Regions from separate parts of the Homo sapiens genome. Here regions 1, 2 and 3 are each linked to region 4. Evidence: chromatin contacts called from ENCODE Hi-C or POLR2A ChIA-PET data. All regions are on one chromosome and are shown on one strand. The core of a region is the stretch at or near the end of the contact, and the rest is flanking DNA. Distances in the headings are between cores, read along the strand shown.

Evidence for each region. A loop is a pair of places that touch in the nucleus more often than their neighbours do. ChIA-PET counts read pairs that join two places held with the same protein, here RNA polymerase II (POLR2A). Pooled maps may share reads with other maps.
Region 1: a pooled map shows a loop between it and region 4 (6-fold over the local background). The contact joins the promoter of THAP11 here to the promoter of CBFB in region 4. A Hi-C loop is called at or near these places in 5 of 50 pooled maps. POLR2A ChIA-PET finds 5 or more read pairs at or near these places in 2 of 52 experiments (activated CD8-positive, alpha-beta memory T cell and naive thymus-derived CD4-positive, alpha-beta T cell).
Region 2: a pooled map shows a loop between it and region 4 (21-fold over the local background). The contact joins the promoter of ACD here to the promoter of CBFB in region 4. A Hi-C loop is called at or near these places in 2 of 37 single-sample maps with no recorded cell type and 8 of 50 pooled maps. POLR2A ChIA-PET finds 5 or more read pairs at or near these places in 1 of 52 experiments (naive thymus-derived CD4-positive, alpha-beta T cell).
Region 3: a loop to region 4 is called in a pooled map, with 9 times the contacts of the local background. The contact joins the promoter of RANBP10 here to the promoter of CBFB in region 4. A Hi-C loop is called at or near these places in 5 of 50 pooled maps. POLR2A ChIA-PET finds 5 or more read pairs at or near these places in 2 of 52 experiments (OCI-LY7 and activated B cell).

What each region holds. Positions count from the first base shown.
Region 1 is chr16:67,840,348-67,847,093 of GRCh38, forward strand. THAP11 (THAP domain containing 11) reads left to right here and starts at 1,973. Exons shown (of 1, transcript NM_020457.3): 1 at 1,973-3,848. The coding sequence starts at 2,208. The coding sequence ends at 3,152. All of the region lies in intron 1 of CENPT (centromere protein T), which reads right to left. It overlaps NUTF2 (nuclear transport factor 2), which reads left to right and starts at 6,586. Exons shown (of 5, transcript NM_005796.3): 1 at 6,586-6,638. RefSeq lists enhancers at 1,687-1,736, 2,189-2,935, 2,647-2,806, 3,247-3,296 and silencers at 1,987-2,166, 6,072-6,341, 6,542-6,746.
Region 2 is chr16:67,658,739-67,665,731 of GRCh38, forward strand. ACD (ACD shelterin complex subunit and telomerase recruitment factor) reads right to left here and starts at 1,522. Exons shown (of 12, transcript NM_001082486.2): 1 at 1,384-1,522; 2 at 1,165-1,307; 3 at 964-1,057; 4 at 799-875; 5 at 637-681; 6 at 491-525; 7 at 190-341; 8 at 1-78. The coding sequence starts at 1,482. PARD6A (par-6 family cell polarity regulator alpha) reads left to right here and starts at 2,222. Exons shown (of 3, transcript NM_001037281.2): 1 at 2,222-2,363; 2 at 2,717-2,939; 3 at 3,158-4,036. The coding sequence starts at 2,301. The coding sequence ends at 3,909. ENKD1 (enkurin domain containing 1) reads right to left here. Exons shown (of 7, transcript NM_032140.3): 3 at 6,258-6,430; 4 at 5,199-5,324; 5 at 4,919-5,082; 6 at 4,682-4,818; 7 at 4,207-4,583. The coding sequence ends at 4,423. RefSeq lists an enhancer at 852-1,435 and silencers at 1,589-1,698, 2,009-2,488.
Region 3 is chr16:67,802,965-67,809,648 of GRCh38, forward strand. RANBP10 (RAN binding protein 10) reads right to left here and starts at 3,596. Exons shown (of 14, transcript NM_020850.3): 1 at 3,338-3,596; 2 at 2,464-2,575. The coding sequence starts at 3,572. It overlaps TSNAXIP1 (translin associated factor X interacting protein 1), which reads left to right and starts at 3,925. Exons shown (of 16, transcript NM_001288990.3): 1 at 3,925-4,232. The coding sequence starts at 4,186. RefSeq lists enhancers at 2,719-3,339, 3,340-3,959, 3,665-3,894 and silencers at 3,315-3,534, 4,035-4,154.
Region 4 is chr16:67,025,461-67,031,820 of GRCh38, forward strand. It overlaps CBFB (core-binding factor subunit beta), which reads left to right and starts at 3,689. Exons shown (of 6, transcript NM_022845.3): 1 at 3,689-4,025; 2 at 4,267-4,353. The coding sequence starts at 3,948. RefSeq lists an enhancer at 2,952-3,091 and silencers at 3,652-3,841, 3,932-4,171, 4,422-4,471.

The sequences.
Region 1 (6,746 bases), core at 723-3,222, 810 kb after region 4:
TATATTAGGTTTCTATTTCATGCCTGTGATCTGCTATCAGGAGAGAAAAAAGGACAAGAAAAATTGGGAGGTGACCACGATCATGTCTTTTGTGGGAATATGCATGGAGCTGGGGGCCATTATCCTTAGCAAACTAATGCAGGAACAGAAAACCAAATACCACATATTCTCACAAGTGTGAGTTAAATGATGAGAACTCATGAACACAAAGAAGACAACAACAGACACTGGGGTCTAATTGCGGGGGGCGGGAGGAGGGAGAGGAACAGAAAAGATAACTATTGGGTACTGGGCTTAATACCTGGGTGATGAAATAATCTGTACAACAAATCGCGGTGACACGAGTTCACCTATGTAGTAAACCTTCACACGTACCCCCGAACCTAAAGTAAAAGTTTAAAAAAAATTGGGAGAAGGAAGAACTCGGCAAAGGAGGGCTAGTTTGCAGGTAATTCACCTGGAGAACTGCCTGGCCCCTCCCTGGCTTTCCACAACATTTTGTGTTCTTTAAAACATTTTCCCCCAGCCAGGCGCCGTGATCCTAGCTCACGCCTGTAATCCTAGCACTTTGGGAGGCCGAGGCGAGCAGATTGCCTGAGCTCACGAGTTCGAGACCAGCCTGAGAAACATGGCGAAACCCCGTCTCTACTAAATACAAAATACATATATATATATATATATATATATATATATATATATTAGCCGGGCATGGTGGCATGCGCCTGTAGTCCCAGCTACTCCGGAGGCTGAGGCAGGAGAATTGCTTGAACCCAGGAGGCGGAGGTTGCGGTGAGCCGAGATCTCACCATTGCACTCCAGTCTGGCGACACAGTGAGACTCCTTTACAAAAAAAAAAAAAAAAAAAAAAAAAAAAGATTCCCTCAAATAAGTTGAGGTGGGGGGAGGTGTATTGTTACAATGCAAATCCTTTCCCATAAAATCCTTTAATAGCTCTCAGTGGCCTGCAGAATAAAACCCCAAATCCTTAACATGTCCCAGTTTGGTATTTTCCTACGCTTGGCCCTACCCGGGCCACCCCTTTCCAGGCTCTTTAATGGCGGAGCCTAGCTCTTTTCTGCCATGTGGCCTTACAGACTGGTTCCTGGGACAAGAATTGGCTACTTCTCCCTACCCAAGCTTTCGTTCGTTTTTTTATTCCTGGCCCCCACCACCTCCCCCCCATTTCTCTGCTCTCCTGTTAATTCCTTTGGAGCGATTACTATTTGTGAGTAGACATCCATTCGCGTGCATTCAGATCTATTATCCAAAAGACAGACGCTTATCCGTCTAGGTAGTCAGGCTCCAAGAGAGGAGCCCAGTCGGTCTGACTCCCGCAAACTCCCGGCACCGTGTCAGCCACATAGTAGGCGTCTACTGGAGACTTTGTTTAGATCAGTTAGTCAACGCAGGCAGCAGCTGAATCAGGAGAGAGTCCCCAACGCAAAGAAAGGGGCTCCTGAGACCCTTCGGGGCGCCGAGGCCCAGGTTTCGTCTCCCTCTGCTGCAGCAATGCCGTCGACTCAAAGGGGCTCGGGGCTGGGGAACTGGTTCTGGCAAACAGCACAACCTCGCCCGAATCCTGGTCCGCAGTAACTCGATCTTTCCCTTAGGCGGCGCTTCGGAGGGAAGGCGCCTAGTTCAGCGCGAGGCATCACGGGATTTGTAGTCTCCGTGGGCATATACCCACCGCGCTTGCGCACCGGTGAGGCGCGCACCGCCCCGCTCCACGCCCCTATCAGGATTCGGGTCCTCGTGAGGAGCAGTCCAGGCGACAGCGTTCCAACCTAATACGCCTCTCTCGCCCGCCGGGGACAAGACGGGCTGGGGAAAGAATCTGCTCTTCGGAGGCTATCGCAGTGCCTTGGAAGGCGGCAGGAATCCGCACACACCCGCCCCGGAAGTGAGCCGCTTCTGGCGCGGGGCATTGTGGGGGGCGTAGTCTCTTTCTCAGGCGGTCCTTCGCGGCGTCCCCGGGGCCCACTCCCGAGCGCAGGCGGGCAGCCAGGCGGGCGGCGCGGCGCGGGCCGGCAGGAAGCGTATTCTGGGCACGGGGCGCCGGGCGGGCCGGCTGCGCCGAGCGGCAGTGGTGGGATACCACCCAAGGCCTCGCGCGGCGCCGCCCGTCGAGGGGCGGGCGGCGGCGTAGCCACTGGGCCGTCGAAGAGCGCAGGAGGCCGGTGGGCCGGGCCGGGCCGCGCGGCGCAGCCATGCCTGGCTTTACGTGCTGCGTGCCAGGCTGCTACAACAACTCGCACCGGGACAAGGCGCTGCACTTCTACACGTTTCCAAAGGACGCTGAGTTGCGGCGCCTCTGGCTCAAGAACGTGTCGCGTGCCGGCGTCAGTGGGTGCTTCTCCACCTTCCAGCCCACCACAGGCCACCGTCTCTGCAGCGTTCACTTCCAGGGCGGCCGCAAGACCTACACGGTACGCGTCCCCACCATCTTCCCGCTGCGCGGCGTCAATGAGCGCAAAGTAGCGCGCAGACCCGCTGGGGCCGCGGCCGCCCGCCGCAGGCAGCAGCAGCAACAGCAGCAGCAGCAGCAACAGCAGCAACAGCAGCAGCAGCAGCAACAGCAGCAGCAGCAGCAGCAGCAGCAGCAGTCCTCACCCTCTGCCTCCACTGCCCAGACTGCCCAGCTGCAGCCGAACCTGGTATCTGCTTCCGCGGCCGTGCTTCTCACCCTTCAGGCCACTGTAGACAGCAGTCAGGCTCCGGGATCCGTACAGCCGGCGCCCATCACTCCCACTGGAGAAGACGTGAAGCCCATCGATCTCACAGTGCAAGTGGAGTTTGCAGCCGCAGAGGGCGCAGCCGCTGCGGCCGCCGCGTCGGAGTTACAGGCTGCTACCGCAGGGCTGGAGGCTGCCGAGTGCCCTATGGGCCCCCAGTTGGTGGTGGTAGGGGAAGAGGGCTTCCCTGATACTGGCTCCGACCATTCGTACTCCTTGTCGTCAGGCACCACGGAGGAGGAGCTCCTGCGCAAGCTGAATGAGCAGCGGGACATCCTGGCTCTGATGGAAGTGAAGATGAAAGAGATGAAAGGCAGCATTCGCCACCTGCGTCTCACTGAGGCCAAGCTGCGCGAAGAACTGCGTGAGAAGGATCGGCTGCTTGCCATGGCTGTCATCCGCAAGAAGCACGGAATGTGAACTGGTGCCCCGGCAGCCTGCTGGACTCCCAGACCCCATCCAGCCAGGGGACCGCAGGCCATTGTTGAACTCCTCTATACTCCTGGGCACTGGTTGACAGTACTGAGGCTTAAGGCAGCTGGACTCTCTTGCTGGTGACCTGGCATCCTCAATTGTTTCCTCCTGAAGTGGAAGCTGGGGCCTTAGACTCTGCCCTGGTGACACCAGCAATTATGACTTTGTCTACCCTTCCTCCCCAGTTATTGTTGCAGATTCTGGTTAAGCAGAGGCTTCAGAACCACTGAACTTGAAACTTACCCTCTAGGGATGCAGGTGGGATGTCCAGGGACTATAGGTTTGGGAAAACCATACCTTAAGGTTGGTCAGCAGTCAGACAACTCTAATGTGTGTAGTGATAAGAGATTCAAGTAACATCAGTTCTCCTCCTTTTCATGCTTTTCCTTCCCAGGTGCAGCCTGTGATTCTGATGGGGACTGGTAAATCTGTGCCTCTGCCTCCTAGGACTTATTTTCCCAGGAGGCCATTTACAAGGGGATCTGGATGACCTGCTGATGGAGATCCAGCTTGCCAGGGACTTAGGTTTATCCTGTTTTGTTTGCTACTGGTTACAAATTCTATTTTCTGTACAATTAGTCAGACTAAAGTTTTCACTGTGTTTGTTTGGCAAAACAAATTAAACAAAAAGTAAGGTTTTTATTTGGGTCTCGCCATTTTATTTTTACAAAAACATAGTTAAATGTCCTTGAAACATGGGGAAATAGGCCTCAGCCTTTCTGAAAGACCAGGCTGACCCTGAAAGTAGAGATGCTTCAATGACCAGTTTTTCCAAAAATGGGCCCTAAGCACATGGATCCTGGCCTTATAAGGTCCTCACAGAGTTCCTGGCCCAGCTCACCCTAAAGAGTTTGGAAACTGCACCAAATGGGCCCAGTTTGTCCATGGATTATCTCCCTGTATCCTTTCAACAAGAAGGACCAACTGGTAACTAAGCTATATTGTGATAGTTCGCCTCTGAGGGTTTCAATTCTCAGCTGGGATTGAATTTTGCTCACCATGACATCCCTTAGGCTTAGCACAGCCTCTGGTATGCATGTGCATGCAGTTACTCTGTGAACCGGTAAGAGCGCAGCTGGAGCTAGCCAGGGCTGCTTCAGGCACAAGGACTGTTGTATAGATACCTTGGCCTTGGTACACCTTCGGTGTGACAGAGCTGTATCCACAGAGAGCATTAAGAAGTTGGGAGGTGTGATTCCTTGACTCATTTTCTTGGCTGCCTGCCTCTATTTTTTTTTTTTTATTTTTTTTTAAGATGGAGCTTTGCTCTTGTCACCCAGGCTGGAGTGCAATGGTGTGATCTCAGCTCACTGCAACCTCTGCCTCCCAGGTTCAAGCAATTCTTCTGCCTCACCCTCCTGAGTAGCTGGGATTATAGGCACCCGCCACCACGTCGGGCTGATTTTTGTATTTTCAGTAGAGACAGGATTTCACCATGTTGGCCAGGCTGGTCTCGAGCTCCTGATCTCAGGTGATCCGCCTGCTCTGCCTCCCAAAGTACTGAGATTACAGGTGTGAGCTACCCCGCCCAGCCTCTATTTTTTCTTAGATTGAATATTGAAGGGGCAAGGATTACATTGCTTTTGTCTATAGCTCCAAGTAATTTAGCTCAAAGCCAATGTCTAAAAGTAAATGCCTTTAAAGCTCTGGGTTTACTGTGGGTGGTGGGGCACAAACGGAGACTTTCAGACCCCATAAAATATGACTCCCTTCTCTTTCTTACTTATGGACAAAGCCATCTGCCTGGGGACTTGTCTGTGGCAACATGCTGGGATGGTCCTAAAACTCAAGTCTCTGTTTCCCTTCTAGTCCCTTAGCACTGAGTTGGGAAAGTGGTGGGGAAGGAGTGAGACATAGGTTGTGTAGGTGGCTGGTTGGGGGATGGACTGGACCTCTGTCTTCCTAGGGTTAGATCTGGCTGGTAATCAGGTGGTGGAAGCACTGCAGTGCCCTTTGTTGCTCCTATTGGGCCAGTCTCACATCTTCCCGGTCGGAGCAAGGCCTTTTCCAGGATCCAGCCATGCTCTTCAGTGTATCCTTGAGCTCCTATTTATTGAAGGGACTTCTGCTGTTTCTGCATTGGCTCCCTTGAGGCTCTCAGCAGTACTCCCTGGACCCTCCCTGGTGTCTGGAGGTTATGGGCAGTGTTTTGGCTTCTTAGGGAGAAGAAGACAGTTCACAGAGCAAGGGAGATCCCAGATGCAGATGTATAAGCGGGGCAATGCAGAGTTCTCACTAGCTGAGTAATAAGCATCTAGTCAGGCAAAGTGTAGTGTTGACAGACCTGAGATTTAAAAAACAGAAGTGTGGTCCGGTCTTACCAGCCATCTCTTGGAGGGGTAGCCTGTGGGTGGGGGAAGGTGCAAAACTCTTGTGGAAGAACAGGAGTACTGAGAGACCTCCGGCCAGGAAGGAAGGCTAGGAGTTGCCTGGAGAGGCCTTGTAGCCATTTCCCTTACCTGTGGTACCCCAAGTTGGCTGCAGATCTCTTTGCCAAGCACAGGTCTGACCTAGAGACTGGCCTTACCACAAATGTTTGTGTTACCAAGAAAACAAATGGGCGTTGAAAGGAAAGGGCAATGGGTAGGAAGAGAACTATTTACAATCTGGTCACTTAAATCACAGCGAAATTTTGGGTAAGTCAGTCATTTCTCTTTCCTCATTAATAAAAATGAAACACTTAGCTGCTCTATCTGCTGCAAAAAAACCTTACAGAATGTTTTGGGGGGACCCCTGACTGTAGAAGTTTGAGGGTAACCTCTCCAACCAAGCCCCACCTGAGGGACATTTGAGTCTCCGGCCCAAGAATAGCCTAGCCTGCTCGAAACCAGCTTTGGGCCCGACTCGCCGAGGTGCAGGCGCACGAATGTTGGGATTGCAGGAGCTGTGCGTTCCGCCCGGGCTGGTTAAGGCCACACAGCTCGGAAGAGTAACAGCGGCAGCCATAGCCCCAAGGGGAGGGGGTTTCGTGAGCGGAAACGGCCCAGGGGCCCAGGGAGGGGCAGCTGGGCCAGCTTGGGGCCGGGCTGGGCTCCCACGGAGGCGGGGCCAACCCCCACCCCAGTGCACAGACTGGGCGGGGCCGAGCCAGCTGAGACCAGGAGACAACTGAGCCCTGACCCTAGCCTGGCGCCAACCTCTAGTGTTCCAGAGGCTTCCGCTAGACCACAATTCTCAGGGGCTTGCCCCGGCAGCCTCCCTCCCTGGCTTAGCCTCACCTCCCGCGCTGCGGGCCGTGTCTGGGCCTCCGCGCATAGCACGCCGGGAATTGTAGTTTTCTCTCGGCGCGCTCATGCCGGAAAGGGGGGGCGGTGGGACTGCGTCTCCCAGAGTGCAGCGGGGCGGGCGAAGGAAGGCAGGGGGGAAGGGACAGTCGGCCGCAGACCGCGCTGGGTTGCCGCTGCCGCTGCCGCCATCGTGCCAGCCCCTCGGGTGAGTGTCGGGGCCAGCACGCCGGGGCGGGGGCTGGGCCGCAGGAGCCGCTCTCTGGGCTGCCGGGAGGCTCCGCTGAGAGTCCCCGGGCGGCCCCTCCCCTCCCCC
Region 2 (6,993 bases), core at 272-2,771, 630 kb after region 4:
GCCTAGAGAGCTCAGAATTAGCTGGTCATTCTCAGAGATGCACAGCATTGAGCTGGGGACAGTGTACACAGCTTCTCCCTGTGGGACATGAACTCTGTAGGACAGGCCCGTTTACTCTCATGTCCTGTGGGATATGACCCTTGCCCAACTCCTCACCCTGACATCTCCCAAGCAAATCCCCAGACTGACCGTGGCCTTGCATCGTGAGGCAGCCCAGTGGGTGACAGGGGGTGCTGTGCAAGGGCCCTCCAGTGTCAGGCAGCTTTCAGCCAGGCACACGAGTGCCCCCTGATGCTCCTGGTCCTCCCGCATTTCATCCAGAAGCTGGGACAGTGATAGGCCTGGGGACAGGGGACCATGGGATGAGTCAAGGCTTAAAGGGGAGGACCAGGAGGGTGAGGGGGAAGACAGCTTATTGAGGAAGCATAAGGTTAAGGCTGGAGAGATCACTGCACAGCGTGTTAGGATCACTGGTCAAGCTCTACAGTACCTGCATTGGACGAGGTGGACTCTGAAAGGTGCTCCCTACAGGAAGAGAGTGGCCAGGACTCAGGAACCATGCTGAGGCCTGTCTACCTAGATACACCATCCCCTCACCAAACAACACGTGGCCCCCGAGCCCAACCCCAGACTCACTCAAGGCAGTCATAGAGCTTTTTCTGAACATCTAAGTCTTGGTTGCTAAGAAAAAGAGAAGGGTAGTTAATGGGGGCCCAAGCCCTCCTACCCCATAGGCGTCTGCCAGCGCCGGCCAGGCTGGGGTGGGGAGAGCTGCTGGAGGGCGGAGGCATCACTTACCAACCAGGCACCCGTAGCCGGGGCTGCTCCGTGGGCAGCAGGCTGAAGCGGTCCACCTGGAGATAGAACTCTGCGGGCTGGAGGAGTTCGGGGGGAAGGGGGGGTCTCAGAATCGTCACGAAGAGTCATGCCCGGTAACCCGCCCAAGGCAGTCTCACCACTCACCGCGCCGCCCTCAGCGACCTGGACATGAACCCCGCAGTCCTGCAGCAGCAGCAGCCGGCCCTCTGTCCCGCGGAAGCCGAACTCCTTCTCCTCCCTGCAACAAGCAGGATCCTCACTGCCGGGCCCACCTGAACACAAGGCCCGCCCACCTCGCGCTCTCCTGCCGGACTCCGACCTCCAGAGCCGCGCGGGGCCTCTCACCAGTCCGAGGTGTCCAGGGCCTCCCGCGTCACCAGGCATCGGACACTGTGGGTCCCGTCAGACACAAGCAGCGTGGCCCCGACGTCGGACGTATCAGGGGCGTGGGATGGGCCCGCGACCGCGGCCTCGGCGTCCTGTAGTACCTGACGGCGGCGAGCGGCGTCAATCCCACCACCCCGGGCCTCCGCCTCGGTCTCCGGGCCCTGAATGGGGGCTCACCTCAAGCAGCTGCCCGGCTCGTGGACTGGAGGGTGTCTCTGACCCCAGAATCAGCTCCCGAATCCAGGGCCGTAGGACCAGCCTCCCCGAACCTGCCATCCCCACGGCTACACCCAGCGGATGCAACGGGCCCGGGTTTCCCGCGGGCGCCCAGGCCCCGCCTTTCCTCGGAAGAGGAAGCTCCTTCGCTGGGCGGGGCCGGAGGAGGAGGCCCCGCCCACGTACACCCCGCGCCTGCGCACGAGGGCGTCCTGCTCGGGGGCCTGTGTGCAGACTCCCGCTGGTCCACCCCGCTGGTGCACGGGATGCTGGCCCGTTTACTCTCATCGCGGCGTCACTCTGACAGCGGCCAGGCATTTGGGCCGTTCGTCAAGATTCCTGTGGTACCGGTAGGGAACAGAACAAGGGCTGGTCCCGTCCCTGGAGAGGGTTCCAGGGCCGGAGGCTGAGGCCGAGTGCCGTCCGAGCGAGTTGACTCGAAACCATTTCAGCACCGTGTGACCCCCGAACGGTTCAGCACATATTTATTATGACTCAGTTTCCTCATCTACACAGTGCACGGTCTTGTAAGGCCAGTGGAAATAAGAGCACACACACAGCGCTAAATAAATGGTACTTCCTTCGCCCTCCCCTCGGATTGGCGGAGCCCTGCTCCCCAGACTCCGGGGGCGCGCGGACCTCAGCGTGATGACGCAAGAGCGGAGGACGGCTCCTCTCCATCCACGGCTCCGTTTCCTAGGAAACGTGGACTCCGCGTTCCACTCTGCGTCGCTGCCCCCTTGACGTCACGCTCCGGATGGGAAGGCGGGGCGTGTGCTACCGCCAGGGGCGGGGCGGCGCGGGCGGGCCGGCCGGGCTGTGCACCTGCGCCTCGGCGGGCCGCCTGGGGCACCGTCCCCGGCCCGCCCGGCCCCGCCATGGCCCGGCCGCAGAGGACTCCGGCGCGCAGTCCCGATAGCATCGTCGAGGTGAAGAGCAAAGTAAGGGCTCCTCCGGCCTCGGCCCTAGGCGCTCCCAATTCCCTCTTTCTCCCCTTCCCAGCTCCTTGGTCCCCGCCACCTCTTCCCTCTATCCTCCAAGTCCCATTCTGCTTTTCTGCTCGCCTTCCCCCATCCGTCTTCCTTCCTCCACTGCTGGTCTCCAGCTCTCTGTGGCCTGAGTACCTGGAGGGCGGTAAGAAGACCTTGGACAGCGTCCCTGGTACTGGAGCTGAGGTCTGGGCTTAAGGCTGCCGCAAAAGCGGCAGCCGCATCTTTCCCATTCCTGCCAGCCTGCGGTGAGAAAGGGGCGCAGGCTGTCCTGACTCCTCCTCTCCCCCAACCCCGACTTCCAGTTTGACGCCGAGTTCCGACGCTTCGCGCTGCCTCGCGCTTCGGTGAGCGGCTTCCAGGAGTTCTCGCGGTTGCTGCGGGCGGTGCACCAGATCCCGGGCCTGGACGTGCTACTTGGCTATACGGATGCTCATGGCGACCTGCTGCCCCTCACCAACGACGACAGCCTGCACCGGGCCCTGGCCAGCGGGCCCCCGCCACTGCGCCTACTGGTGCAGAAGCGGGGTGAGGAGGGGTACAGTGGGCAGCCTCTGTGGGGTAAGGTGTCTGTGGGGCAGGTCTACAAGGGTTAGTCCATGCCCAGGGTACCCAAGCGTCACCCTCTGCAGTCCCTGCCCTTGGCTTGACCTCTAAGTGGTAGGAAATAGCTACAGTGCCCCCTGTAAACAGCCCAAGTCGGGGAGCAGGTCTCTGATCTCAACATCCCCCCTCTTCTGCAGCAGAAGCTGACTCCAGCGGCCTGGCTTTTGCCTCCAACTCTCTGCAGCGGCGCAAGAAAGGGCTCTTGCTGCGGCCAGTGGCACCCCTGCGCACCCGGCCACCCTTGCTAATCAGCCTGCCCCAAGATTTCCGCCAGGTTTCCTCAGTCATAGACGTGGACCTACTGCCTGAGACCCACCGACGGGTGCGGCTGCACAAGCATGGTTCAGACCGCCCCCTGGGCTTCTACATCCGAGATGGCATGAGCGTGCGTGTGGCTCCCCAGGGCCTGGAGCGGGTTCCAGGAATCTTCATCTCCCGCCTGGTACGTGGGGGTCTGGCTGAGAGTACAGGGCTGCTGGCGGTCAGTGATGAGATCCTCGAGGTCAATGGCATTGAAGTAGCCGGGAAGACCTTGGACCAAGTGACGGACATGATGGTTGCCAACAGCCATAACCTCATTGTCACTGTCAAGCCCGCCAACCAGCGCAATAACGTGGTGCGAGGGGCATCTGGGCGTTTGACAGGTCCTCCCTCTGCAGGGCCTGGGCCTGCTGAGCCTGATAGTGACGATGACAGCAGTGACCTGGTCATTGAGAACCGCCAGCCTCCCAGTTCCAATGGGCTGTCTCAGGGGCCCCCGTGCTGGGACCTGCACCCTGGCTGCCGACATCCTGGTACCCGCAGCTCTCTGCCCTCCCTGGATGACCAGGAGCAGGCCAGTTCTGGCTGGGGGAGTCGCATTCGAGGAGATGGTAGTGGCTTCAGCCTCTGACAGTCAGGATGAAGCCCCATGCCACTCCACACTGCTGGGACATGGCAGGGACTTCACAGTGGGGGTTTTTAGCTGGCTCACAGGGCTCCCTCAGCCTGGGGAACATTAAAGGTTTTCTACAAATACAGTCATGGTCCTTGTGTGTCCCAGTTCCAGCCTCCTCCCTGGTCTCACCAGCTTGCCTTCTGCTCTGGACTAAGGCAGGAGTGACATTGGGGAGAACTTCCTGCAATCAAGCAGCAGGAGGGCCACCAGGCTTGGCATTTTTAGGGTAAGAAAAGCTCTTATGGAAACAAATCCTGTGTACAAAATGTTTAATTTTGACAAAGCAGTTAAAAGGCTAGGGTGGCCCTTCTGCAGCCACTGGTGACTGGGAAGAGTGCTCTAGGGACACTGGCCACCCCCCTGCTCCTGTCTTCAGACCTCTGCTCTGGGATTGGGTCCAACCCTGTCCTTTGCAGCCATGTGGCGATCCTCAGCATGGAGCTCCTTGCCACTGTCCCCCAAAGGGGCTCAGTCGTCCATCTTCACGAAGACTTTGGGCCGAGAAAAGATCTTGATGGCCTCCTCTACCTGCACCAGCTTCCGGTCCAGCTCAGCACGGTGGCTCTGGGCTCTCAGTGAGTCTGCCCCAGCAGGCAGCAGTACCAGCTCACGCAGCAGCTGGCTCTGGCCTACAGGGGGCCCGGGAACAGTGAGAACAGTGAGTGTTGGGCAGGGGTGCCCGGTCCCCAGTGGGGCCCCCCTCCAGCCTCCCTGCCCAGGTACTCACTCTGGAGCAGCTTGGTCAGTGTTTCCAGCCGCTGGTTCTCAGGCATGCGCGTGTGGCCTGGGGGCATGGCAGGGTCCGGCTGGCTCTGCTTGCGGGCCTCGGCCTCCCGCCGCCACAGGTCCCTGCGCTCCAACAAGCTGTGGGTACACAGGCTCAGAGTTGATGACCCGAGGGCAGAGGTTGGTTCCCACCCTCCACAGGTGTCCTTCACCCTGAGTGTCGGGCAGTGAGACCTACTAATGTGGCACATGGCCCTTCTGCGTGGCATTGTAGTGCTCCTGGGCCTGCCGCTGCTGCTCTAGCACTTGTGCCAGGACCTGCAGTGAGCAGGAATGCCTCCGGGGGGCTCTCTTGGCAGCTCGTGCATTGTGACGAATGAAGTCCACCCCCAGGCCTGGCTCCTGCAGGACACAGCAAGCGTGGGTGGGGGCAGACAGCATTATGTTGTGTCCCTGAACACCCCCCCCACACCAGGAGCCCTGCCCAACCACCATCTAGCCCCCATACATCCTCTCACCTTAGCTTCGGGACCTGGTGGGGTTGGCTGGGGACTAGATACATGGGGTGGTGGGAGGCCAGGGCCGCAGCGGGAGTGCGCCCGCAGGAAGTGGGCAGACTCTGTCCCAGAGGCAGGGCCAGGCTCCTGGAGGGCAGGGCACAGCAGAGAGAGCAGGCAGGCTGAGGTCTGGGGCTCAAGCTGCAAGACCCTGGCCATCTTGGCCCTTCTGACCTTTGCATCCATGTCCCTCGGGCCCTCTTCCCTCTTCAAGGGACACTTGTCCTCATCAGCACACAAATGTGTGAGTATGTCAGATTTTTAAGAAAACAACAAACCATCTCTCCTTCCACCTCAGTACTGGCCCAGCTACCACTCTCTTTCCTCCTTCCTAGCCAAGCTTCCTGGCTCTAGCCCTGCAAGGCTCCTAACAGCTGGCCTCCAAGTCCTCAAATCCAGGCGGTCAATTCCTTGGTCTCGTTGTCCTCAACCTGATCGTCAATAACTCCTAGGTCTCACTCCTGAGATCCAGGCCTGAATTTCCATCTGCTTCCTGGACACACTCCCACCCCCTGGGAACCCCACAGATGCTTCAGCTACAACACATTTGTGTGACCTTGCCTTTCCTCTCACTCCTGCTCCTCCTACTGAGTCCCTGAGACAGAGCCCCCCACCATACCCCTGCCCTTCCCACTGTCCTCAGAAATAAGGGCTGAAAAGTGGCTTTTGTGGCCCCTGACGTGGGTCCAGCTGACTTCTTGGCCTAACTTCACGCCCTTCTTTCCTCACAGTGAACTGTACCTAGCATCTCCACTGCTGCGTGCCCTGTGGTCTGTGAGGTTCCATCTTTTGGGAATGTTCTCTTCTGCTGTCCCTTTGACTAATTGCTACTTGCCCTCAGGATCAGCCCCACCATCACTACTTCTGAGAAGCCCCCCAGCCTCGCCCTGCAGCAGAGCCAGGGTCTCTTAGTCCTCTGTTACCTCTGTGACTTCCCTCCCACCCCAGAACTCAGATCAGGGTACAGTTGCCTGTTGGCCAACAAAATGGATAATACTTCTGGCTCCCTGAAGCAGGTACCTGGAGCTGGGCCTTGACCCGGGACTCCACCTTGTCGTACTTGGGTGAGCGCCACAGAGCTTTCAGGGGCCTGGGCTGGCCCTGCTCCCGGCTGCGCTCCTGTTCTCTGAAGCGCTTCTGAATCTCCCTGATCCGCCTCAGGTTCTCCTTCTCATGGTCCTTAGGGTCCTTCCCTGGAGAAAAGATGCCCCCAGGTTCTGCCCTACATGGGGCCCACACAGTCCAACTTCCACTAGTTCACACACAGGCCTGCCCCCTGCCTCCTACAGAAAGAGCTCCCTGACCTCTCCAACTACCTTAGACCCTACACACACTCTCCCTCATCACCGTGTTCCCTTCCTCATGTAGTAAGTATCACAGGATGATTTTCTCCATTATTATTATTATTATTATTATTTGAGACAGGGTCTCACTCTGTCACCCAGGCTGGAGTACAGTGGCATGATCATAGCTCACTGTAGCCTCAACCTCCCCGGCTACCTCAGCCTGCCGAGTAGCTGGGATTACAGACACACTCCACCATGCCAGCCTGATTTTTGTATTTTTTGTAGAGATGGGGTTTCACCATGTTGGCCAGGCTGGTCTTCAACTCCTGGACTCAAGTGATCTGCCCGCCTGGGCCTCCCAAAGTGCTGGGATTCCAGGAGTGAGCCACTGCGCCCAGGTGATTTCCTCCATTATTATAGTGAAGTACACCATTGAAGTACACCATAGATCATCTCATATATGACATTCA
Region 3 (6,684 bases), core at 2,346-4,845, 780 kb after region 4:
ATGATAAAGACTAGGAGAAAACAATCCATTTTCCTCCCTACAAATTTAAGAAGTGCACTTCAGTTTCTGTGGCAGTATGAGACTCCAGCACCACCATTTTAGTCAACATTATTTTCAAGGTGCTTGTTTTAAGGGGCTATTCTCATTCACACTAGTTCAAGCACACTAAATATATGTGCTTCTATCAGACGGTGGAAGGTGAAAATAGGAGCTTTGAAGCCCTCCCATAAATTTAACTTTCCTGTCTGTAAACGCACTAGATGGGGATAAAAATGAAAGATGGCCGGGTGCAGTAGCTCATGCCTGTAGTCCCAGCAGTTTGAGAGGCCAAGGTGGGAGGATCACTAGAGACCAGCCTGGGCAACATAGCAAGACCTCATCTCTACAAATAATTTAAAAAATTAGGCTGGGTGCGGTGGCCCACACCTGTAATCCCAGCACTTTGGGAGGCCAAGGCAGGCGAATCACCTGAGGTCAGGAGTTTGAGACCAGCCTGACCAACATGGAGAAACCCCATCTCTACTAAAAATACAAAATTAGCCTGGTGTGGTGGCACATGCCTGTAAGCCCAGCTACTCAGGAGGCTGAGGCAGGAGAATTACTTGAACCTGGGAGGCGGAGGTTGTGGTGAGCTGAGATTGCGCCATTGCACTCCAGCCTGGGCAACAGGAGCAAAACTCCGTCTCAAAAAAAAAAAAAAAAAAAAAATTAGCCAGGCGTGGTGGCATGCACCTGTATTCCCAGTTACTCAGGAGGCTGAGGTGGGAGGATAACTCGAGCCCAGAAGGTCGAGGCTGCAGTGAGCTGTGATTGTGATCTTGCCACTGCACTTCAGCGTGGGAGACAGAGCAAGACCCCATCTCATTAAAAAAAAAAAAAAAAAAAAAGAGAGAGAGAGAGAAAGATACAGCAGCTTCCCATGATCAGAATTTCAGAGGCATAGAATTCTGGAGTTCAGGCAGCTTAGATGCTGGCCTGGATCCTCACAGTGCAGATCAGGAGACTGAAGCTCCAACATCTACCCAAGACCACAGAGACCTCTCAGGCAGAGAAGTTACATCACTGAGGAAGTAGGCAAGGCTCTGACTCTGGCAGTGTTGCCCCCAGCCTAGTCCCTTGGCCAAGCATTTTGCATGCACTACAAAGGGGACAGTCCCTAGGAGAAAGAAGTTCTGAATGTTCGAGAACACACCCTCAGCGTTGGCATGGTCACCAGAGGGGTTGGCAAACTTCAGACACCAAACCTAAAGTCTGATGAGGAAAGCCTTTCCAAGGTAGCTGCAGTCATGTTACTTCATAACTTACACACCTGCTTCGTCACAATCACTGGGAAAAAAAGGGAGACTGGGAGAAAGAAAAAAAATTAAGTATCTCCCCTATGATTTCCTGTGTCTGCTTGGATCATCCTAAAATAGGGAGTCTCCCTAATGCTGACTTTTTTTTTTGTTTGGTTTTGGGACAGAGTCTCACTCTATTGCCCAGGCTAGAGTGCAGTGGTGCAATCTCAGCTCACTACAACCTCCACCTCCCATGTTCAAGTGATTTTCATGCCTCAGCCTCCCAAGTAGCTGGGATTACAGGTGCACACCACCACACCCAGCTAATTTTTGAATTTTTTTTTAGAGATGGGGTTTTACCATGCTGGCCAGGCTGGTCTTGAACTCCTGATCTCAAGTGATCCGCCCGCCTCGGTCTTCTGAAGTGATAGGATTACAGGTATGCCAGTTAATTTTTTTGTATTTTTAGTAGAGACAGGGTTTCAGCATGTTTGCCAGGCTAGTCTCCAACTCCTGACCTCAGGTGATCTGCCCATCTTAGCCTCCCAAATTGCTGGGATTACAGGCGTGAGCCACCGTGCCTGGCTCCTAATGCTGACTTTAATGAGGACCTTCCTAAAGTTGATCCAACTAGTAGTGTTCAAGTCCTTGGACTGAAAAACAAGTTTATGAGCAGCAAGGTCACCTGATTCTGATCATGTGTATGCTGTTTACCCTGAGATGACAGGCCGGTGGCCACAGAAGCTTTCATGAATGCTGCAAAGACTCTACTATCTCTTTGAAGGCTACCAGGGCCTCCACATGACTAAATGCCATAAAAAAGAACCTCATGAATACAGCAAGAATGTGAAAGGAAGGAAGTCACAAAAACACCACATGCTCATGAGGGAAACTCCATTCTGGACACTAAATTTTTAAAGTAAACTTGTTACTTGTTTGCCTAACCTTCTAGGTATCAAATTACATCATCACTAAAAATAATCCCTGCTTTACCCCCAACACACCCACTGGCCATCAAGATCTGCTGCTTAGACCAGACCATGCCCACAGTCAGGAAATAATGGCAGCCCAGACCCATGCGGCTCCCCAGCTCACATCAGCAACAAGTGCCAGCCAAAGGACCTGAACTCTGACCACAGGGATCAGCTCCATGATCAGGGAAAGAGGGTGGTCATGAAGGGCTTACCCATCTCTTCCTTTGCTGACAATCTTCACTTCAAAGTAATAAATGCCACAGGCAGCAGGTATGGGGTGGGTGGCACGCACTGAGGCCGCATCTTTGTGATTTTTGCCATGACCTAACAGGAGAGGGCAAGTAAGAAATTTCAGCAGAAGGAAATGCAAATGGAAGCCTCATTTTTCTCTGCAACTCCTCCATGACAACTCCACTCCTCTGTGGCCAGAGGACGCACTTACACAGGCCGAGGAATCATTAGACAACTGAATAAACACTTAAACCTTCCACCTTTGCCTCACCTCCTCCTGAGAACAGCAGTCCTGCCTGAGACACTGCCCATACAAACAAAACAAGGGTAGAGGCAATGTGAGAGATACTCAAGTGCTGCTGGCAGCCTCTCTAGAATCCAGGCAGCCCACCTGGGAGGCCAGGGGAAGAAGGATGAGGCCGACCTGGAAGACACCCCCCAAACTCTAGCACGGAACCCCAGGCTCAGTCTAGGATGCCTGGCAGGTGGGGAAGCCCATGAGTCTCACGCTAATGGTAGGTATGTGACCACCCCTTTCTTCTAAGCAGTGGCGAAAGGTCCCGCTGCCGTTGGCGCCAGCCTAGGATAAGCACGGAGGCCCTGGAGTGGAAGGTCCGGCCCAGCACTGGGTTTGGACACCTGTTGCGGTTCTCTTGACGGCAGGTGTCTCAGGACAGAGAACAGGCAGTCAGCCCTCGGCCTGTTCAGCCTCACCACCCTGGACATCCTGAAAGGGCCAAGCCCTAACTTGGAGCACCTAGGCAGGGAAAGGGAGGTGATAGGGCGGGGGCCTGGCAGCAGAGCCACCCCACGGACGCTCTAGCCTTAATTCCCCCCAGCCTGACGGGCCGATACCTTTGTAGTGGACGCGGAGGTTGCCCTGGGAGAGACCAATGTAGTTGTATTTGTCCTTGGGGCTCCAGGAGCGCGGCAGCGGAGTCTCTTGCTGGTTGACCGCGGGATACAGGCGCTGCAAGCGCCGGCTCAGCTCCTGCTCCCCAGGGGACGGCAGCCCGCCCCCAGCGCCCCCGCCGGAGGAGTCCCCAGGCTGCGGGTTCCCAGCTCCCGGGTCTGCCGTCGCTGCCGCCATCTTGGAGGGAGCTACTATTGTGTCACTGGGGGCGGGGAGGAGCGGGACCAGATCCGCCCCGCTCAGCCAATGGCCCGTGAGCCTCCCTGGGCCGCAGGGAAACCGAGTCCGAGTCCGGCACCCCTCTTTGGACACTGACACGCCTTACCACATTTCGAACTCCATACCCCACAATGCAGAGCTCTCGAGAGGCGGAGCAACTCGGGCTGGTAGAGAATTCTGGGAGATGTAGTATAACCGTCCTCAGCCATAAGCCTGTCCCATCGAGACGTCGGGACACCGAAAACTACCATTCCCGCCGGCAAAGCGGCTCCGGCCTCTCAGCACACTTCCCTCCCCATGGCCTCTGTTCATCCCCCTGCCTCAGTTCTGGTACCTGGGGTCAAATCGGCTGTAGTGGTTGACTCTCAGGGCACCCGCTGCCGGGTCCCAGTCCACCTTTGCTACTTTGTCCTACTCCCAGCCCGCGGGCGCTAGGCTCGGGGGCGTGGCGCATCCCTGACTCCGCCCCCGCCGCGGGGGGGCCTCTGGGGCCTGGTCGCCATGGCGACCGGCTGTACGCTACCACAGCTTCCCAGGCCGCGGGTGCTGATTGCCCGCCTGCCCGTGGGTCATGGCCTGCCAGCAGTCGCGGTACCACAGCTTCTCGTCCGCGTCGAGGTAGGCGCTGGCAGGGATGAGGGCAGAGATGAGGGTTTGAGTACTTCTAGAGAGGGAAATGGCACTTGATCCGGACCTCTGCACCTCCTGCTGGCCTCTGACCATTGATCTAGGGCTCCAGCACCACAGAGTCAATGGTTAGAATCGGGCTGATTTAGCCCAGTGAAGACGTTACGTGCTAGCAAAACGGTAGGCGCACTTTATCATTACTAGTAACAACCAGCTTGTATTGAATGTACTATATGCCAAATGCTTTATATACCACATTTTTAAATATTTTATTTTTGAGACAAGATCTCGTTCTGTCGCCCAGGCTGGAGTGCAGTGGCACTACTACGGCTCACTGCAGCCTCGACCTCCCGGGCTCAAGCGATCCTTCTACCTCAGCCTCCCGAGTAGCTGGGACTACAGGCATGCGCCACTACGCTTGGCTAATTTTTGGGTGTTTCTTTGTTCGTTTGTTTTTTGTAGAGACGAGGTTTCACCACGTTGCCCAGGCTGGTTTCGAACTCCTAGACTCAAGCGACCCTCCCACTTCGACCTCTCAAACTGGGATTACAAGCGTGAACCCCCACACCCGGCCTACGTACCATATTTAATCCTCACAACAACTGTATAAAGTAGTAATATTACCATTGAACAAGTAAAGAAATACTTTAGAAGCCTGGAGAGATCATCCTCTGGGTAGCTTCTGCCTGTACTCAGGTGTATAGCCTCTGGGTACTGCAAAATATGACCAGCTCCATCAGCCTGGAGAGCCATACATACGGATTAAAACAAAAATTTTGGCTAAATCGTTTTCTAGTTTTGGGACTTCAGACAGGGCCCTTCAAGTTCCAGGCCTCAGCTTATATATCTCAAACATGGGAATGATACAGCCCACCCCACAAACATTGTTGGGAACATTTAGGCAGAATATGTGAAGCTCTTGACACAGCTCTTGTATGTAATAGGCACCCAGTAAGTGTTGAATGAATGTAGTGTCCCCCCTTCTACTCATTCCCAGTGGGGGAAAAAAAAAAAAACACCACCCAATCCCACCTAAACTCTTCAGGGTCTGCTGCCTTGACAGAGAAAAGCCTACAAAAGCCCCTAAGAGGCCAGGCACGGTGGCTCACGCCTATAATCCCAGCACTTTGGGAGGCCGAGGCGGGGGGATCACTAGGTCAGGAGATCGAGACCATCCTGGCTAACGTGGTGAAACCCGGTCTCTACAAAATACAAAAAATTAGCCAGGCATGGGGGTGGGCACCTGTAGTCCCAGCTACTCGGGAGGCTGAGGCAGGAGAATGGCATGAACCTGGGAGGCAGAGCTTGCAGTGAGCCGAGATCCTGCCACTGCACTCCAGCCTGGGCAACAGAGCGAGACTACGTCTCAAAAAAAAAAAAAATTTAGCCGGGCATGGTGGCAGGCACCTGTATTCCCAGCTACTTGGGAGGCTGAGGCAGGAGAATCGCTTGAACCAGGGAGGCAGAGGGCAGAGGTTGCAGTGAGCCAAGATCACGCCACTGCACTCTAGCCTGGGCGACAGAGTGAGACTCCGTCTCAAAAAAAGAAAAAAGAAAAAAAAGGAAAAAGAAAAGAGAGAGAGAGAAAGAGAATTGTTACCCAGCACAGGATTAATTTAGTAAACTGCCATTCTCTATGAAAAGGATATGAAGCAGACCCAGAAAGAGAATCCCCATTCATTTTAAGAAAGAAGCACAGGGCTGGTCATGATGGCTCATGCCTGTAATCCCAATACTTTGGGAGGCCAAGGTGGGAGGATCACTTGAGGTAAGGAATTCAAGACCAGCCTGGGAAACATAGTAAGACCCTGTCCCTACAAATAATAATAATAATAATAATAAAAGTTTCAGCTACTCAGGAGGCTGAGGCAGGAGGATTACTTGAACCCAGAAGTTCGAGAGGGTGTAGTGAGCTGTGATCACACTAGTGCCTTGTAGCCTGGGCAACAAAGCAAGACCCTGTCTATTAAAAAAAAAAAAATGGCCGGGCGTGGTGGCTCACGCCTGTAATCCCAGCACTTTGGGAGGCCAAGGTGCGCGGATCACGGGGTCAAAAGATCGAGACAATCCTGGCCAACATGGTAAAACCTTGTCTCTACTAAAAATACAAAAATTAGCCAGGTGTGGTGGCTTGCACCTGTAGTCCCAACTACTCGGGAGGCTGAGGCAGGAGAACCCAGGAGGTGGAGGTTGCAGTGAGCCCAGATCATGCCACTGCACTCCAGCCTGGCAGCAGAGTGAGACTCCATCTCAAAAAAAGAAAGAAAATCAGCCAGGCATGGTGACCTGTGCCTGTAATCCCAGCTATTCTGGAGGCTGAGGCACAAGAATTGCTTGAACCCAGGAGGAGGAGGTTGCAGTGAGCTGAGATCTTGCCACTGCATTCCAGCTGCCTGGGAGACACAGCAAGACTCCGTCTCAAAAAAAAATAAATAAATAAATA
Region 4 (6,360 bases), core at 2,439-4,938:
AACCCCAGACATAGCCTTCTATGAGTTTGCAGTTCAGTGAGGGCAGCAGGCAGGACTTTTGGTATCTCCACTAGGTCTCAGAGTAGAATGATTAAAATCACCACCCTGGGGTCACTTAACCCCTGTGAATCTCCGTTGGCCCATCTGTAGAATAGGATCAATAATACTAAACTTACAGGGTTGTGGTGAGGAAGGAATGAAGATGATGTATCCCAATGCTTAGCTAGTTTCTTTAGAGTCGGGGGAGGGTCTCACTCTGTTGCCTAGGATGGCCTCAAACTCCTGGCCTCAAGTGATCCTCCCACTTCCACTTCCCAAACTACTGAGATTACAGGTGTGCACCACCATGCCCAGCCCCCATTTTGTTATTTCAAATGGATCAGGGTCTCGTCACTGTCCTTTTTTACTTTTACTTTTTTTTTTTTTTTTTTGAGGCAGAGTCTTGCTCTGTCACCCAGGCTGGAGTGCAGTGGTGCAATCTCGGCTCACTGAAACCTCTGCCTCCCGGGTTCAAGTGATTCTCCTGTCTCAGCCTCCAGAGTGGCTGGGATTACAGGCACACGCTGCCACGCACAGCTAATTTTTTGTATTTCCGTGGAGACCGGGTTTCACTGTGTTGCCCAGGCTGGTCTCGAGCTCCTGAGCTCAGGCAATCCACCCGCCTCAGCCTCCCAAAGTGCTAGGATTACAGACGTGAACCATCGCTCCTGGCCTTATTTACTTTTTCAAAGTCTGTTTCCTCATCTCTCAGGAGACAGAAGACCTGACTTAGAAGATGGTTGTGTGGGCCGGGCGCGGTGGCTCACGCCTGTAATCCCAGCACTTTGGGAGGCCAAGGCGGGCAGATTGCCTGAGGTTGGGAGTTCGAGACTAGCCTGCCCTTCTCTACTAAAAATACAAAAATTAGCTGGGCGTGGTGGCAGGCGCCTGTAATCCCAGCTACTCAGGAAGCTGAGGCAGGAGAATCGGTTAAACCCGGGAGGCAGAGGTTGCAGTGAGCCGAGATTGCACCATTGCACTCCAGCCTGGGCAACAGAGTGAGACTCCGTCTCAAAAAAAAAAAAGAAAGTGGTTGTGTGAATTAACTGTGATAAGGTGCATGAAGGCACCCTGAACAGAGCTTCACAGTTGCACTAGGCAAGTGAGGGTTCCTGCGCTCTCCTCAGCTTCATTGTGTATTATCTACTTACCCACCCAAGATCAGCTTTAGGAGCCTGCAGGAGCAGCCACCCACCTAGGAAGTTAGGGAGATACTCAAGAGGAGGCCCTTGGTTGGCTTGAATCCTTACGAAAGGAAGATTCCAGATGACCGGACTTCAGATAATTCAGTCAGGTTTTGGGACGGTGGGGGCAGATGTTTCTTGGCACAGAAAAGACACCTCTAAGCCTCCATGAGTGGGCCTTAGTAGAGCTGGATCTTAGCAAACCCCCTTAGCAAACACCCATAGCATGGTGTCTGGGCCAACCCATACCCAACTCAACAGCTGCCAAAGCTGTTAGGAGCACAGACTTAAGTGTACCTTACATGGGTGAAAATTTCCTTTATAAATTTCCTTTAATTCTGTTTTTTTAAATAAGTGAAAAAAAATTAACAACCAAAAAGGCATATAGAGGTCAGCCGAGGAGATGGCCTCCTTCAGCCTGTGGCTTATTTCCCGGTCATCCTGGCTGTTGGATGCCAGACTACGACGAGTGTGGGTTACCCTGTGGCCTGGAGTTGCCCAAGGCTGTCTGTGGGGCTGCTGTTCTGGGTCTGCTTGGCAGGCTTTGCTGTCCCTTTCCCTTAGGACATCGTTCCTCCCCTCCTTGAGGCTGACAATGAGAGCGCCCTGCCCTGCTCTGCACTCCCACCCCTCCAGGTCTAGCTCCCTTGACCCTGACCTTTTCCTTGCCTAAGCTCATGGCCATCAAGGCCATTCTAGAGATCTTTCAATTTTTATTTATTCCACATTTCCCATGGCAGAAACAATTATTGCTAGAGTCTTTGGCCAAGATCAACTTGGAGGTCTGTGAGCCCTCCTTGGACCCATTGTGGAGCAAGAGTGCTTCCTCATGGATTTTTTTTCCCCCCGAGACGGAGTTATGCTCTTGTTCCCCAGGCTGGGGTGCAATGGCACGATCTTGGCTCACCGCAACCTCTGCCTCCCAGGTTCAACCAATTCTCCTGCCTCAGCTTCCGAGTAGCTGTTTGAGACGGAGTCTTGCTCTGTGGCCCAGGCTGCAGTGCAGTGGCACCGTCTTGGCTCACTACAACCTCCGCCTCCCAGGTTCAAGCGATTCTCCTGCCTCAGCCTCCCGAGTAGCTGAGACTACAGGCGTGTGCCACCACACCCCGCTAATTTTTGTACTTTAGTAGAGATGGGGTTTTGCCATGTTGACCAGACCGGCCTCGAGCTCCTGATCTCAGGTGATCAGCCTGCCTCGGCCTCCCAAAGTGCTGGGATTAGGCCAGGCGCAGTGGCTCATGCCTGTAATCCCAGTACTTTGGGAGGCCGAGGCGGGCAGATCACCTGAGGTCAGGAGTTCGAGACCAGCCTGACCAACATGGCGAAACCCCGTCTCTACTAAAAATACAAAAAAATTAGCTGGGCGTGGTGGTGGGTGCCTGTAATTCCAAATACTCGGGAGACAGAGGCAGAAGAATCACTTGAACCCAGGAGGCGGAGGTTGCAGTGAGCCGAGATCGCGCCATTGCACTCCAGCCTGGGCGACAGAGCGAGGCTCTGTTTAAAAAAAAAAAAAAAAAAAAAAAAAAAAGAGGGCTGGGATTACGGGTATGAGCTACAGTGCCCGGCCACAGGACTAACTTTGAATCAAACTCTGCCATAAATCCCATGTCAGACTTTCTCCAGTTTGGGCTAAACAACTTCCCTAGAATTTATGGATCTTATTTTTTGCAGCTGATTGCACATTGAGTAAGTATATGGACTGGCAATCGGTTACATTCTTAACTCAGCTTGTTCTTCTTTAGAAACTTAAATTTATTGGGCTCCCACTGTGTGCTAGACCCACATAAAGGTTCTCACGCTAACACTGCAAACCTAGGAGTGTCTGCATTTTGGAAATAAGGAAACTGAGGTTTAGTGGTCCAATTCTTATCTAAGGCCCCAGCCAGCAGGTAGTGTAGCTGAGTGGGATCCCATCTAAGACCCATCTGACTCCAAAAGCCACGACCTTTCCACCATGACTCGGTTGGATTCTTTGGTCCGTTTCCACCTCAGTCTTCAACGTGCAGAGCCTACACCCCTGCCGGTCGGTTTAGGGACGAAAAGTCCCCAAGGACTTAGGTTTCCTCGCGTTCAAGTGACAATCTGGGGTTACTCCGCGCACCTGGGGAACCCAGAAGTTCCAGATGACCGAGGAAGGGCGGTAGAAAAGGCCTGCGCTGGCTACTCCCGTCTGCTAAAGGCCAGGCGGATCCCCCAACGACAGCTCCACGCCGAGTGGCCGCGGGCGAGCAGGGGGAAAAGGGCCCTGATGCGGAAGGAGCCCCGGGGCGCCACAGCCAGGCCGCTCCGCCAGCGGGCGGGTGGCGCATGCGCGGCGTGGGCCGCGGAGTTGTGAATGGTGCGTCTTGTTTGCCGGAGTTGGAGGCGGGCGGGCGCGCGAGGAGGAGGGGTGGGGCCGGCGGGGGCGGGGTGGGCGGTGAGAGGAAGTGGCGGCGGCGGCGGCGGCGGCGGCCGGGGGCGGTGAGCGCTGGGGCTGCGCGGGCGGCAGGCAACGGCTGAGGCGGCGGCGGCGGCGGCGGCGGCGTGGGTTGGGCTCGAGCGGGCGGCGGCGCCTCAGACTCCCCGGAACGGGAGCCCACGCGGGCGGGCGCCTGAAACAAAGGGAAGCGGGCGTCCGGGCGCCGCGGGTGGGCGGTCAGTCGGTCAGCGCGGAGCCAGCCAGCGGGTGCCCGCGCAAGCCCCGAGCGCGGCCGGCCGGCGCGGCCTCAGGGCGGGAAGATGCCGCGCGTCGTGCCCGACCAGAGAAGCAAGTTCGAGAACGAGGAGTTTTTTAGGAAGCTGAGCCGCGAGTGTGAGGTGAGGCAGGCGGGCGGGCGGCTAGGAGGCCGCAGCGCGCCCCGAGTGGGCCCGGGCGGAGAAAAGTTTGGGCGGCACGGTCCCCGGGAGTCCCGGTCGGTGCGCCCGCGGAGGGGCAATCTCGCCGGGGCGGCCATCGCCCGCAGCCTCTGCTTGCCCTTATCGGCGCTGCGCTGGGAGGGCGGGCGCGCGGGCGGCGCCGCGGATTTGGCTCCTGATTTCGGGCCGTCTTGCCTTGCAGATTAAGTACACGGGCTTCAGGGACCGGCCCCACGAGGAACGCCAGGCACGCTTCCAGAACGCCTGCCGCGACGGCCGCTCGGAAATCGTAAGTCGGCTGGCCCGGGGCGCGCGCGGGTCACTTGTTGCGCGGGGCCGCGGCGGCCCAGGCCGGTTCCGGACGGCGGCGCGGCTGCTGCGGCTCCCGGAACTGAGTGGGCGCCGTCTCACTTCCTACTCGGGATTCAAAATGCGAAACCAGATGCCGCGGGCCGGTACTCGCGGGGAGACGCTTTTCCTGGGGCTCGCCGCGGTGGCGCGTGTCGGCCAACGGAGCACCGCGAGTGGAGCTCGAACCCGAGCCAGACTAAACAAGCGAAGGGCATTGTTTAGGCGGCGACACCGAAGAAGGGTTCAGGGTATTTGTAGCAAGCAAACCCCCATTCGGAAAAAGAAGTGGAGCTTCATTCAAGGTCGGCGATAGTTTGTTTCTTAGAAGGTAGATCTGTCGGTAATTCTCTGTGTCAAGCGGTCTCACTACCAGATCGCCGAGTAGAAATCTTTCCTCCAGTTATTTATTCTAATAGAGAGGGGAGGGGGGGGAAAAGGCCCTAAAAATGTCATTTTCTTAGAATGTTAAGCTTCAGGAGAATCAGAAAGAAACCATTATCCCCATGTCCTGAGTAGGGCTGCTGTTCCTAAAAACTGCACAGATGGGCAAAACCCACGGTTGATCTCGAGGTCCTTGTTTTAGGAGGCAGATTTAGTGCGTCTTCACCAGACCTTGGGTTGAAAAAAAAAATCCAAGGGTCCTAGTTCCTCTCATCTTTTTGGTTTGCCTTGTTGGAGGTGCTGATGAGGAGGGAGTGGTAGGAAGAAACCAAGAAAAGAGGTTGATTATTACTATTTTTTTGAGGTAGAGTCTTGCTCTGTTGCCCAGGCTGGAGTACAGTGGCTCGATCTCGGGTCACTGCAACCTTCGCCTCCTGGGTTCAAGCGATTTTCCTGCCTCAGCCTCCTGAGTAGCTAGGATTACAGGTGCCTGCCACCACGCCCGGCTAATTTTTGCATTTTTAGTAGAGACGGGGTTTCACCTTGTTGGCCAAGCTGGCCTCCTGACCTCAAGTGATCCGCCCTCCTCGACCTCCCAGAGTGCTGGGATTACAGGCGTGAGCCACTGCGTCTGGCCTGATTATTTTTTAAAAAGTTGAAGCACTGTCTAATGGAATGCTGTTACTCTCTGCTCGGTGACTTGGACTCACTGCATTGTTAGAGGCTTGAAGCTAGGTGCGATTTGAATTTGGGTTAACAGTAGGAAGACATTGGAAATTTACTTCTCCCACCCCCTTTATAAAACCAGTTTATTTTTATTCAGATATAATTCATATGTCATAAAATTCTCCCTTTACATCACTGAACTCAAATTTATTTTTAAAGAATATTTTGATATTTTAAGTGAAAGCTTTTTAGAGTTGTAATAGTGAGAAGATACTGGTTAAATTTATCAGGAGCTCCTGAATATTTGGTCATTAGTGCATGTTATGAAAGAGAGTCTCAAGCTTTTAGCCCACTTGCAAATTTCTTGAGTAATTGTAGTATTTATATGATTGAAGTGCATAAGACATACTTTTAGGTTTTGGCACTGAGTGGTATAATAAAAGAATTCATTAGCTGGTGCGATGATCGTGTCATCCTTTGCCTGGGTTACCTTTTGCAAAGGGAAGGTGGTATACCTGACGATAGAATTTCCTGGAGGTAAAGGATGCAAGTATAAAAGATAAGTTACAAAGTACTTGTACTCTCACTGTTTGCTTTTTTGTTTTGAGACGGAGTCTCGCTCTGTTACCCAGGCTGGAAGCACAGCAGCATGATCTTGGCTCGCTGCAACCTTCGCCTCCTGGGTTAAAGCGATTCTCCTGCCTCAGCCTCCTGAGTAGCTGGGATTACAGGCACACACCACCACGCCCGGCTAATTTTTTTGTATTTTTAGTAGAGACGGGGTTTCACCATCTTGGCCAGGCTTGTTTTGAACTCCTGACCTTAAGTAATCCTCCCACCTCGGCCTTCCAAAGTGCTGGGATTACAGGTGTGAGCCACCGCGTCTGGTCTTGTTTCG